2 separate regions of the Homo sapiens genome follow, and region 1 is linked to region 2. The links are chromatin contacts, found by Hi-C in ENCODE. All regions are on one chromosome and are shown on one strand. Each heading gives the region's core, a stretch centred on a gene start or an enhancer-like site at or near the end of the contact. The rest is flanking DNA. Distances are from core to core; before and after follow the strand shown.

Region 1 (7,181 bases), core at 1,367-3,866, 1.3 Mb before region 2:
TGAGGCAGGAGAATTGCTTGAACCCGGGAGGTGGAGGTTGCGGTGAGCTGAGATTGTGCCACTGCACTCCAGCCTGGGCGACAGAGCAAGACTCTGTCTCGCAAAAAAAAAAAAAAAAGAAAGAAAGAAAGAAGTACTTTGTGAAAGTAATTATCCCTACTGCTTCTCCATTTAACAGCCCAATTTGGCCTGTTAAATTTGGTAAGAATGAATGGTACCTCATGGTTCATTACTGCATCCTCGATGATGTCATTTTACCCAGGAAGGCCCCTATACTCAACATTGTTGAAATTACTGACTATCCAGTCCACAACTAGTAAATATTTTGCTGTGATAGATTTGGCTAATATGTTCTGTTCAGTGTCTCTTTCAACACCTCCTCAGCCATAGTTGGTCTTCACCTCCAGAGAGACATAACATCTCTTTACCAGGCTAACCATAGAGTACGCAGTCTTGCCATCATACACAGCCTTTACAGGAAAGATCTTAACTGCATCAAATTTTCTCCAGGAGCACAAGTATAACATTCCATTGATGACATCCTCCCCTGAGGACAGTCTTTTGACATACTCACAAAGGAGCTCACAAAAGGAGGATGGGCTATTGTGCCACACATAGTGTAAGGCCTACCACCTTGGTTAAATTTCTGAAAATAATTTGGTCTCTGTCACCCAGGCTGGAGTGCAATGGCACAAACAGGGGTCACTGCAGTCTCAACCTCCTGTGCTCAAGTGATCTTCCTATCTCAGCCTCCCAAATAGCTAGGACCACAGGCGCCACACAACCATGCCCAGTTAATTTTTCTTTCTTTTTTTTTTTTATTTTGGTAGATACAGGGTCTTGCTTTGTTGCCCAGGCTGGTCTCAAATTCCTGTCCTCAAGCGATACTTCTTTCTGCCTTGGCCTCCCAAAGTGCTAGAATTACAGGCATGAGCCACTGCACTGGGCCACAATGGCTGACTTAAATTCAAATTCAAATTCAAATGGTGCAGGTCAGTCATCAAACATCAAGGGTGAAAAAAAGACCTGGAGCCAGTTTTTTCCTGAGGCTCTCTTAAGCCATTTTAGTGCTGCTTGAGAGGCCTGCCTTGCTCTCCCTGGAGACCTTAATTATGTAAGTAAAAGACTTTTTCAGGGCCGGGCGCGGTGGTGGCTCAAGCCTGTTATCCCAGTACTTTGGGAGGCCGAGGCGGGCGGATCATGAGGTCAGGAGTTCAAGACCATCCTGGCTAACACGGTGAAACCCCGTCTCTACTAAAAACACAAAAAATTAGCCGGGCGTGGTGGCGGGCGCCTGTAGTTCCAGCTACTGGGGAGTCTGAGGCAGAAGAATGGCGTGAACCCGGGAGGCAGAGCTTGCAGTGAGCCGAGATTGCGCCACTGCACTCCAACCTCAGGGTGTGTGTGTGGCATCATCAGTTTCTACTCCAACCTCATGGTGTGTGTGTGGCATCATCAGTTTCTACACCTGAATCAAATTTGGGATGGGGGTCCATTCTGGCTTTCTGGGGTGGCTACAGTAGATTCCTGTCTCTCTGACTTATTAGCTGTGTGGTCCTTAGCAAAGTCAATCTCTGTACATCTGTTCCTTAACTCTACAATAGAGGAAATAATTTTATCTCTAGTCTAGACAATAAGCTTATTGAGAGCAGGGATCATGTCTGTGTTAATCACCATCTAATCCCGAACACCCAGTGCCAGGGACATAACTGAATCAGTGACTGATTGGGTTCATGAATATCCAGCTTGACTATTTCATAGTAATGTTTTTCAAATCAAGTGAAATAACACTCATTCATCTGTTCATTCAACAATTATTTGTGTACCTCCACTAATCTGTAAACTATAACGCTCTTCAGAAGATATAGCACTGACCGCAGTTCTCTAAAAGTAAAATACATACACACAAACCAATGTAGAAGGAGGATGGTGTTCAGAAACGCAGGCGCCCGTCCAACAAAAGCGGGGTTTCATCCTGAATATTAATAAGCACGCTTTCCGTTTTGTCAAATAAGGTAGTAAACAAATAAAACTAGACTAGTTGAAATCAAAAACTTGGCTGACAGCACAGTGATTTAAACTATCCGGACCTTTACAACAGGGCTGAGAATGAAAGGAAGGGGGCAAGGCTGGAAAAAACGTTGACAGTGGGTCAGAATCACGACCATGGGGCCTGACCCAAGGGGGCCTGGGGCTGAGACATCCGCACCAGGACATTTCGGGACCAAATTCAAGCCCTCAACGCCCACAGGGAAGCAAATGTCCCCACCACCGCCCGTAGGGAAAGGGCTCGCAGAGGCACAGGAAACCGTTTCCTCGGTAACAACTTTCCGTATTACTCCAAAGAGCACGAAGAAAAGGGAAGGGAGGGATTAACTGTAATCTGAGAAGGTTCAAGCAATCACCGTGAGAAAAAGTAGGCTAAAGCCACAGATGGGAACCTGCCCCAGCGAGGCCCGCGGCTTACCTGACGGACAGTCGGAGCGCCCTCCATCGCGGCTCCCTCCGCCGCCGCGGCACCGCCCCGCGCGCACCGCACCGCACCGCCCCGCGCCCACCTCCAGCGCGCGCTGCGAGTTACAGGCTCCGCGCGCCTCCTCCGCCGGCCCTCCGAGTACTTCCAGCCGCAGCTCCTTGCGCCCTCTGGCGGCCGTGAAGGATTCCTGACGATGGGTGTTACCGGGTTAGCCTGAAGGCTTGTCTTTCTAGGGGTCACAATGAGACTTCCCTATTCCCAACCTCAAACTACTGTGCCTCCCAGGAAATGGCATACCCTGCCCCAATGTGCGAAAAGGTGAATTGCTCGGAAACTTTTTTTTTTTTTTTTTGAGACGGAGTTTCGCTCTCATTCCTCAGGCTGGATGGAGTGCCAAGGCCCCGTCTCGGCTAACTGCAACCTCCGCCTCCCAGTTCAAGCGATTCTCCTGCCTCAGCCTCCCGAGTAGCTGTGGTTACAGGCGCCTGCCACCACGCCCGGATAATTTTTGTATTTTTAGTAGAGACAAGGTTTCACCATGTGGGTCAGGCTGGTCTCGAACTCCCCACCTCAGGCAATCCGCTGGCCTTGGCCTCCCAAAGTGCTGGGATTACAGGCGTCAGCCACCGCCCCCGGCCAGGAAACTCTTGTTCCTTCCAATAAAGGATTGAAGTTACTGATTAACTGCTGTACGTATTGCAGATTCTTGGTTCTGTAAACCAAAAATAAAATGCCGAGGCCCACCCCCAGCCATCTAAATGGACCCCTCCTCTTGGCCAAGAGCGTTCCAAATTTAACCTGAAAATCTAGTTCAGGCCATGATGAAAGAGGGGATTGGACATGCCTCATTAACATCAACACAGACCTTAAGTCTGAGAAGAAATATTTATCATCTATTGCCTCGGACACCTGCTACTTGGAGGCTGCATCTGCATGATAAAACCTTGGTATCCACAACCCCTTATCCTAACCCAGACATTCCTTTCTACTGATAATAACTCTTTTTTCTCTTTTTCTTTTGAGACAGGTTCTGGCTCTATTAGACCAGCTGGAGTGCGGTGGCGCAATCTCTGCTCACTGCAACCTCCACCTCCCGGACTCAACCAATCCTCCCACCTCAGCCTCTCGAGTAGCTGGGACTACTGGCGTGTGCCACCATGCTTAACTACTTTGTTTGTTTGTTTGTTTGTTTGTTTGTTTGTTTTTTGAGACAGGGTTTCGCCATGTTGCCCAGACTGGTCTCGAACTCCTGGACTCAAGCAGTCTGCCCCCTTCGGCCTCCCAAAGTGCTGGGATTACACGTGCAAGCCACAGCTCCCAGTCAATAATAACGCTTTCAACCAATTGCAAATCAGAAAATTTTTTTATGTACCAATGACCTGAAAGTTCCTCCTTCTCGCCTTGGAGCTGTCTCCCCTTCCAGATTGAAACAATGTAAATCTTACATGTATTGATTGATGTATTAGGTCTGCCCAAAATATATAAAAGCAAGCTGTACCCCAACCACCTTGGACACATGTCATTGGGACTTCCTGAGACTGTGTCACAGGTGTGTCCTTAACCTTCACAAAATAAATTTTCTAAATTAACTGAGGCCTGTCTCAGATATTTGGGGTTCAGAGTTCCCAACCAAACAGCTATAAAAAAGACATTCTAAGCCAGGCACAGTGGCTAACTCATGTAATTCCAGCACTTTGGGAGACTAAGGTGGGAGGGTTGCTTGTGTCCAGGAGTTCAAGACCAGCCTGGGCAAAACAGGGGGGCCCCATCTCCAGAAAAGAGAGACAGAGAGAGAGAAAGAAAGAGAGAGAGAGGGAAGGAAGGAAGGAAGGAAAGAAGGAAGGAAGGGAGGGAGGGAAGACATTCTAGAACAATTGAGGAATAGTGAATATGAAATGGCTATTAGAGTTGATGTTACAGGATAATTAATGATTTATGTATACATTTATGGATATTCATTTATGGATAATTAATAATTTTTGGCAGCTGGGCGTGGTGGCTCAAGCCTGTAATCCCAGCACTTTGGGAGGCTGAGGTGGGAGGATCACCTGAGGTCAGGAGTTTGAGACCAACCTGGCCAACATGGTGAAACCCTGTCTCTACTAAAAATACAAAAATTAGTCGGGCGTGATGGTGAGCACCTGTAATCTCAGCTACTTGGGAGGCTGAGGCAGGAGAATCGCTTGAACCTGGAAAGTGGAGGCTGCAGGGAGCCGAGATCAGGCCATTGCACTCCAGCCTGGGCAAGAAGAGTGAAACTCCGTCTCAAATAATAATAATAAATAATAATAATAATAATAACTTGTGGCTATGTTGCAGGGTGTCTTTAATATTAGAAAACTCACACTAAAATATTTAGGAGTTCCCTGTTATCCATGGGGATGTAAAAAAAAAAAAGTATTTAGGAGTGAAGTAGCACCATGTCTGCAACTTGCTTCCAAATGCTTCCACGAAGATGAATACACAGAGAAAACAAAATAGCGAAACGTTAATTATTGGACCTAAGTGGAGGGTATACTACTATTCAGTTATTCTTTTACTGTTTACATATATTTAAAAATCATAATGTAAAGTTGAAGAGATGGAAAGGAGTTGAATCCAGTTCCACAAAATGTCAGACACTGAGTGTATTTCTTTTTTGTTTTGTTTTGTTTTTGTTTTTTTGAGACAGAGTCTCGTTCTGTCCCCCAGACTGGAGTGCAGTGGCACAATCTTGACTCACTGTAACCTCTGCCTCCCAGGTTTAAGCAATTCTCCTGCCTCAGCCTCCTGAGTAGCTGGGACTACAGGCGCCCACCACCATGCCCGGCTAATTTTTGTATTTTTAGTAGAGATGGGCTTTCACCATGTTGGCCAGGCTGGTCTCAAATTCCTGGCCTCAAGTGATCCACCCGCCACAACCTCCCAAAGTGCTGAGATTACAGGCGTGAGCCACTGCACCTGGCCATGAGCATATTTCTTAAATATATATGACATACTAAAGGACAAATTACTTAATAAGATAATCAGTAAAAGACAGGTTTCCATCCTCATTCTGCAAAACTTTGCATAAACTGTGTTCTGTTAAACATAAAAAACGTCACAGAACACTAATATTAAGCAAGGCCACTGTATGATCATGATAGAGTAAGACAAAAAGAAGGCCACTGGGTAATCATGTCTAAACACAGACAAAAATGTGAACATCGTTCGAAACACAGAAATGACTATGTCCCTATGCTGACTAATATGACTGACTGCTGCCTTTTTCCCAATAACAGCTTTAGCTTCACTTTATTCCACCTACCTTCTAGATAAGATGTATTAAGATACCCAATCAGAATAACCACATCTTATTGACAATATGTAATCTGGGACAAAGCTCCACTTCTTGAATCCTCCTCGCAAAATCACTGAACACAAACCCAAATCCTGTAGTAAGACCTTTCTAACACCCTTTCACTGAGATGTCCTCATGGTTCTCCATGGTATTTTTTCACCCTCATTGCAATGAGTCAATAAACACAATGTTGTCTAACTACAGCTATGGTTCTCCTGGACTTTGGCTGAAGAGCATTGATATATTTTGCAGTGAAATAGAACATAAGGTGAAAGTGAATATGGAAGAAAAGTTGTTAGAAGTTTGAAGAGAAAGGAGAAATTATGAAATACTTAGGAGCACAGGTGAATGAACTGACTAATGTTTTAGGAAAACAGTAAAACAGTAGCATTGCTGGGCAACACAAATGCCTCATTGAGATTAATGGTCATGTATTTAAAGTGAGATCACACTAATATGTAAACAGCTCCCAGAAATCCCTGCTTACCACAATCAGGGGAATGCTTAATTAGGAGATTAATGGTCATGTATTTAAAGTGAGATCACACTAATATGTAAACAGCTCCCAGAAAAACATATGGAAAAACCATAGTCAAGTTAAAATTGTTAAAGTATATGTCAGAAAGTTCATGGAAAAGGAAATATCAGTGTCTTTTTTTTTTTTTTTTTGAGACGGAGTTTCACTTTTGTCACCAGGCTAGAGTGCAATGGCACGACCTCAGTTCACTGCAAACTCCACCTCCTGTGTTCAAGCGATTCTCCTGTCCCAGCCTCTGGAGTAGCTGGGATAACAGGTGCCCACCACCACGCCCAGCTAATTTTTTTTTTTTTTTTTTTAGTAGAGACAGAGTTTCACCATGCTGATCAGGCTCGTCTCGAACTCCTGACCTCATGATCCACCCTCCTTGGGCTTCCAAAGTGCTGGGATTACAGGTGTAAGCCACCGTGCCTGGGCAAATGTCTCTTAAAAATATAAAAGATCCTCAGTTTCACTCAGAATAGCATAGAAATTAAAACCACACTGAAATACTATTTTTCACTTACTAGTTTGACAAAAAGTACAGAAATTTGAAAACGCATTCTGCTGACAAGACCGTGGGGATACAGGACTCTTATAATGGAAGTGTAGAGGCTGGGTGCGGTGGCTCATGCCTGTAATCCCAGCACTTCAGGAGACCAAGGCAGGTGGATCCTTTGAGGTCAGGAGTTCGAGACCAGCCTGACCATCATGGTGAAACCCTGTCTCTACTAAAATGCAAAAATTAGCCAGGCGTGGTGGCAGGCGCCTGTAATCCCAGCTACTTGGGAGGCTGAGGCAGGAAAATCGCTTGAACCCAGGAGGCGGAAGTTGCAGTGAGCCAAGATTGCACCACTACACTCCAGCCT
Region 2 (6,262 bases), core at 2,433-4,932:
ATCTCGGCTCACTGCAATCTCTGCCTCCCGGGTTCATTCTCCTGCTTCAGTCTCCCTCATAGCTGGGATTACAGGCACACGCCAACAAACCCAGCTAATTTTTTGTATTTCTAGTAGAGATGGGTTTCACCATGTTGGCCAGCCTGGTCTCAAATTCCTGACCTCAAGTGATCCGCCGGCCTTGGCCTCCTAAAGTGCTGGGATTACAGCATGAGCCACTGTGCCTGGCTACGAGTCCTTAAACTTTTTGCTTGGTAATTTCAAACTACATATTCTCACAACATATCCTGCTTTTTTATGCCTCTGTTCCCTTTTACAGGCTGTTGCCTCTGTTTTGAATCCCCTTGTTCACCTTGACTTCTAGTGGATCAACTGACTTCTAATCAGCGAAGTGTTCTCTGATCCATTTGAACTCCACATCATCCCCTACCAAACAGAATATATAACTTTATCCTCTAGACAATCTCTGCATCTTCAGGATATATCAATTATTGCAGTTATTATAATGGATTTTCATGATGTGTTTACATTCATGTCTCTCCTAATAAACTAAGTCTTGAGGACAAGGTCTATATCTTATGCACTTTGAACCTGCTGCTAATACTTAGCCTAGTGCCTGGCAGGTAAATGTTAACTGCAGTAGAGACTTGGGTACACATCTGACTCTCCAAGTAGTAGACCATTAAAGGTCATATCATGATTGTATGTGTCCTCAATTGTGGGGAAAAGAGAGATCAGATTGTTACTGTGTCTGTGTAGAAAGAAGTAGACATAGGAGACTCCATTTTGTTCTGCAATCTGTAACCTTACCCCCAACCCTGTGCTCCCTGAAACAGGTGCTGTGTCAACTCAGGGTTAAATGGATTAAGGGCTGTGCAAGATGTGCTTTGTTAAACAAATGCTTGAAGGCAGCATGCTCGTTAAGAGTCATCACCACTCCCTAATCTCAAGTACGCAGGGACACAAAACACTGTGGAAAGCCGCAGCGACCTCTGCCTAGGAAAGCCAGGTATTGTCCAAGGTTTCTCCCCATGTGATAGTCTGAAATATGGCCTCGTGGGAAGGGAAAGACCTGACCGTCCCCCAGCCCGACACCTGTAAAGGGTCTGTGCTGAGGAGGATTAGTAAAAGAGGAAGGAACGCCTCTTTGCAGTTGAGACAAGAGGAAGGCATCTGTCTCCTGCTCGTCCCTGGGCAATGGAATGTCTCGGAGTAAAACCCGATTGTATATTCCATCTACTGAGATAGGGGAAAACCGCCTTAGGGCTGGAGGTGGGACATGCGGGCAACAATACTGCTCTTTAAGGCATTGAAATGTTTATGTGTATACATATCTAAAGCAAAGCACTTAATTCTTTACCTTGTTTATGATGCAGAGACCTTTGTTCACGTGTTTACCTGTTGACCCTCTCTCCACTACTATCCTATGATCCTGCCACATCCCACTCTCCGAGAAACACCCAATAATGATCAATAAATACTAATGGAACTCAGAGGCTGGCAGAGATCCTCCGTGTGCTGAGCGCCGGTCCCCTGGGCCCCCTTTTTTCTTTCTCTATACTTTGTCTATGTCCCTTTCTTTTCCAAGTCTCTCGTTCCACCTAACGAGAAACACCCACAGATGTGGAGGGGCAACCCACCCCTTCACTCAATAACTAGTAAGAAGTACTCAATACAGTTTTGTGGAATTAAAGTGTTTGCTTAAATCCCTACATAAAAAAAGATTTCTTAAATACATACTTATCAAAGCTTATAATTTATACTGTTGATACAATATGACCGCACAATATAATGCTGACACCTTACCATTGATACAATAATTACAATAGTAAGTACCTCACAAATGCCAAGTGACCAAACAAATATATCCTTCTACTTCAAAATAAGGCGCAATTACACATTTTGCTATAGGTCCAGAAACACCTGTTGATTGAATTAACAGTCAAATGTTACGACTGGTTCTTCACCAAAGGGTTTGATTTTTGTATCTGATTGACTCACATTTCATCCATTATCAAACATTTTTTCTTGTTGAGGAATGCAAGGTTAAATAATCAAATTTAAATATGCTTTATCACTCACATGAAGCAAAAGGCATTATTATTTCCATGTTATATATAACAGAACCAAAGGCAAGAGAGAGATGTGTGATTAGATGGAAGTGCTCCATGCATATACCAAGTCTTAACTTACCTTCATTGGCAGAATACTTCACTAGTAAGATGCGACTTGAGCTTAAAGCAATGAATATGGCACCTAGCAGGAATGTATACATTGTTGACAAGGAGCATATTACAGGATGACTACAGCACTGTTTTTCCATTCCACTGTTTTTTAATTACCTTAAAGAGAAAAACACTTTCATGAACGACCTTGTTGGCAGACCCTAAACGCAAATACCATTGATCGTGAGGACAAAAAAGGAATTTTTAAAAAATTTTGGCTATGACTATATCAGCACCAAGAAAGTTGAGGCATAAAGAAACTATGACAAAAGGAAAGTGAAAATCTGATAAGAGGGAGTACTCTGGAGACAGAAAACGTAGAACCAGATTAGACCTGCTGACAAAGGTAGCAGGTGAGCAAATGACACTTTGCAACAGCAGAAAAGAATTCTTCAAAGCAATTTTGAATTTTATTTTTAAATTTTATTTATTTATGTATTTTGAGACGGAGTCTCGCTCTGTCACCCAGGCTGGAGTGCAACGGCGCGGTCTTGGCTCACTGCAACCCCTACCTACCGGACTCAAGCGATTCTCCTGCGTCAGCCTCCAGAATAGCTGGGACTACAAGCGCCCGCCACCACGCCCGGCTAATTTTTGTATTTTTAGTAGAGACGGGGTTTCACTATGTTGGCCAGGCTGGTCTCGAACTCCTGACTGTGATCCGCCCGCCTCTGCCTCCCAAAGTGCTGGGATTACAGGCGTGAGCCACCGCGCCCGGCCTCGCTTTTACTCTTATTAGTAAATAATTTTGCTGTAAGATAAGGCTTTCAGAATTGTATTTTCCTCCTCTTTTCCCTCGGAGGAAAAAGCTTATTAGGACAGACTTCATTACAATAACGACCAAAATGGAAATATCTGAAACACTGCTGTAAAGTTTTACTGAACTAGTTAGTGTTTGAAATGGAGGAGATCGTAGAAATCAATGAATCTAAGGCCCTCTTTTGATAGGCTGAGGACACTAAACCCCAGGTTGGGTAAGTAACTTGCCCAAAGCCTCCCAGCGTACTGTAGGAATAGCGCATAGAGCCTGCGGGGAGTGGGGAGAAATGCCAATACTGACAGCCCCATTGGGCGCACGCCTACAGGACGCCTCCCCGACAGGAGGGGGCCAGATTTCCCTTCACAGTCAGGGACTACCCTTCTAGTCACACATGCGCAGTAGGGCTCTTCACTGGCGCACCCTCCCCTCAGACGCAGGCGCAATTCCTTGCCCGCGGGGCGCGGTTACCTCCCTCAGAAGAGCTTCTAGTGGAAGAACGCACATCCTAGAGCTGAGACAGTAACTGTCTAGCCCCGTAGTAGCAGCAGTAGCCTTTAGGGTCCATACGTGGAGAAGCTACAGTAGGTATAGGCGAAAAAGCCCCTCCCTCTAAGCCGCCTATTGCAGAACAAAAACCACGATTACGTCCGGATTGGGAAAAAGCGGACCCGACACCCATTGCGCAGGCACGTTCAGTGTTACGCTTCCGGAAGGAGGGGAGAAGCGGCTTATCCCGCCCCAGCCCGGCCCCTTTCTCACGTCACGTGCCGGGAGAGTCTAGTGTCACGTGAGGCCCCGGTGGCGGCGCAGCTACGGCAAGAGAGTGAGAAGGAAGGGAAGCCGGAAGGGGCGCGAGTGAAGCAAAGCGAGGACAGACAGCTCGCAGAGGGCGAGGGGTGCGTGTGCGTCCGCTTCTCACCTCAGGTCTCCCTTCGGCCCCGCTGCCCTCCCTCGCGGCTGGGTGACAGCTGGGTCCGGTCCGTCGCGGGCTGCCTGGGGTGCGAGGATCGCGCACCCCGTCTTCGCGCGCTGTGCCTGCCGCCCCGCCCCCTCGTCCCGCCCGTCCCGTCGCGTCGCGTCCCGTCCCCTCGGGTGCTGCCAGCCGGGTGCTGATGCGAGTCGGTGGCAGCGAGGACATTTTCTGACTCCCTGGCCCCTGACACGGCTGCACTTTCCATCCCGTCGCGGGGCCGGCCGCTACTCCGGCCCCAGGATGCAGAATGTGATTAATACTGTGAAGGGAAAGGCACTGGAAGTGGCTGAGTACCTGACCCCGGTCCTCAAGGTAAGCCAGGCCAGGGTTGCCGGGAGCTGTCAGGCACATGCTCGACTTTTCAGGGACCAGGCGCCGCAGGAGTCCCCGCTTTCTCCGGCGGGGCAAGGTGTAGGAAGGCAGTAGGGCTCGAGACACAGGGAAGTGTGCAGCCCCCACCCGTAGTCTTAACCGGCTGTTCGTTAGGGCTTTCTGACTCCTCAGGGGTAAACTTGGAGCGACGCTCTGCGTGTTCCTGCCTTCTCCCGTCATAACTCTGCGCGGTCGGGTACGTCGGGTTGGAAGGGTGTTCGGAGGCTGAGTAGATTGAAGAACGTTAAATCCAAACACTGGAAGTCTTTTAGCCTTTTTAAGCAAGGATTTTGCTTCTCTTTAAAAAATGAATTTAGTGTTTGACACACAGAGGTCAAAAGAGACCTGAGGTGAGGTCACTTTTCCTTTAAGTTTCATGAAAGTCCGCTGTAGTGGGGAAGTTGTGACTGCGATCCCAACTCGTTTAGATTTCAGAGGAAGGAGGTGAAATTGGCAACATTATCTCATTCAGTAACCTTGAACCCATCTAACGAGCAAAACCTTTTTCCCAAGCTTTTCAGATAGCCGTAGCTGGTTATTAGTGATAACAAGGCACGGTTTGACCTTCCTGGCTGTATAATTTTTAAAAATATATTGGCAACAGTACAGCATTTTTAAAGTAAAAAATTGTGACACATTAGCTGTTACAGTAGTGACTGATTTTTTTTTTAAAGGTAAATTTCTACAACTGCCTTCAAGCTTTTCTTTTATAACTCTTTTGGAGTGTTTTGTTGTAACTTCATTTTTGCTTTCTGAAAAGTGAGCAAGAATAGTAAATTAATGGGAAGTTCTTGCTTAGTTTTTGTTTTTTTTTTCTAGTTGTTTTTAAGCTTTCAGTTAGAATGTACCAATCTCAGTGTGGGGGTGAAATACCTTAATATGCTAAGAATAGTGGAGAGTTTTGCTTTGCTCCCTTTCCATGACAAAGGGAAGTACTAGGTCTATACTTTTTAAAATACGTTTTTGTAAAGCTCCTTTTAAAAGAATAACTTATTGGCCAAGTAAGAAATAAACCAGCGATTATAAATGAGAATTTCAACTGTTGCTTTGCTTACATTTGTTTACTGTGAAAGTCATTTTAAGATTATTCAGTCAAACTAAGATTGGAAAATAATTTTCACATTTGAATCAAATGCTTTTACATAATTATGTTAACTTTTCAGAATATCATATCTACCTAGGTATACAGTATTTTAATAATACACCATTGTACAACTTTTTAGTTTCCGGGAGAGAGGAGCAAGAGACTGCCCAAATGAAATATAAAATGTATGATGTAGAATTATGTTTTCAGGAGTCCATCATACTTGCTCACCAAACTGAAAAGGAACTGTTGGCATGTCAGTATGTATGGTATATGTCTTTAGTAAAAAGGAAAGAATGAATGACCGTCTCCTTGATACTCCTGTGCAAACTGTTGTTTACAGAGAGAATCCTTACAGTTTCCTGCTTAGGGAGGGCAAGGAGAAAGAACAAAATCCTCAGGAAATAAGTAATAGCCTTCTCCTAGCAAGTAAAAATTAAGAAAAATCATGTTTTGTTTGGAGTATGTACATGCAGTAAACACTGAAGTTCTTACAATCATCTCTAAGGTTCTGCTTAATTGGTAGAGGCCCCAATCTCATCTGCTCCATCCCCTGACTGCTGTTGCTTAAGCTAACCTGATCTCTTTATTATTCTGTTAAGCACACTCTTGGTTTGGGGTTTTGCATGTGCTCTTCCCTCTATCTGAAACGCGCTTCGCACTTAACAGCCTTATGGCATGTTCCTTTCCTTAAGGTTTTTAAGTCATTATTCAGTGAAGTCTTTGTTCTCTTACCATTCTATTTTAAATGGCCATCTCTCCCCAGCCACCCCACAGATTCCTCTCAGCTTCATTTTTCTTTATGGTATGTTATTCATTACCATTTGGCTTTTCTTCCTCAACTGGAG

What was found. A loop is a pair of places that touch in the nucleus more often than their neighbours do. Pooled maps may share reads with other maps.
Region 1: a loop to region 2 is called in a pooled map, with 6 times the contacts of the local background. The contact joins the promoter of GRAMD1C here to the promoter of SLC35A5 in region 2. A Hi-C loop is called at or near these places in 6 of 50 pooled maps.

What each region holds. Positions count from the first base shown.
Region 1 is chr3:113,834,223-113,841,403 of GRCh38, reverse strand. GRAMD1C (GRAM domain containing 1C) reads right to left here and starts at 2,616. Exons shown (of 18, transcript NM_017577.5): 1 at 2,468-2,616. The coding sequence starts at 2,494. RefSeq lists a silencer at 2,404-2,603.
Region 2 is chr3:112,559,465-112,565,726 of GRCh38, reverse strand. SLC35A5 (solute carrier family 35 member A5) reads right to left here and starts at 3,682. Exons shown (of 7, transcript NM_017945.5): 1 at 3,454-3,682; 2 at 2,194-2,342. The coding sequence starts at 2,323. It overlaps ATG3 (autophagy related 3), which reads left to right and starts at 3,765. Exons shown (of 12, transcript NM_022488.5): 1 at 3,765-4,270. The coding sequence starts at 4,199. RefSeq lists enhancers at 144-953, 954-1,763, 3,384-4,193, 4,194-5,003.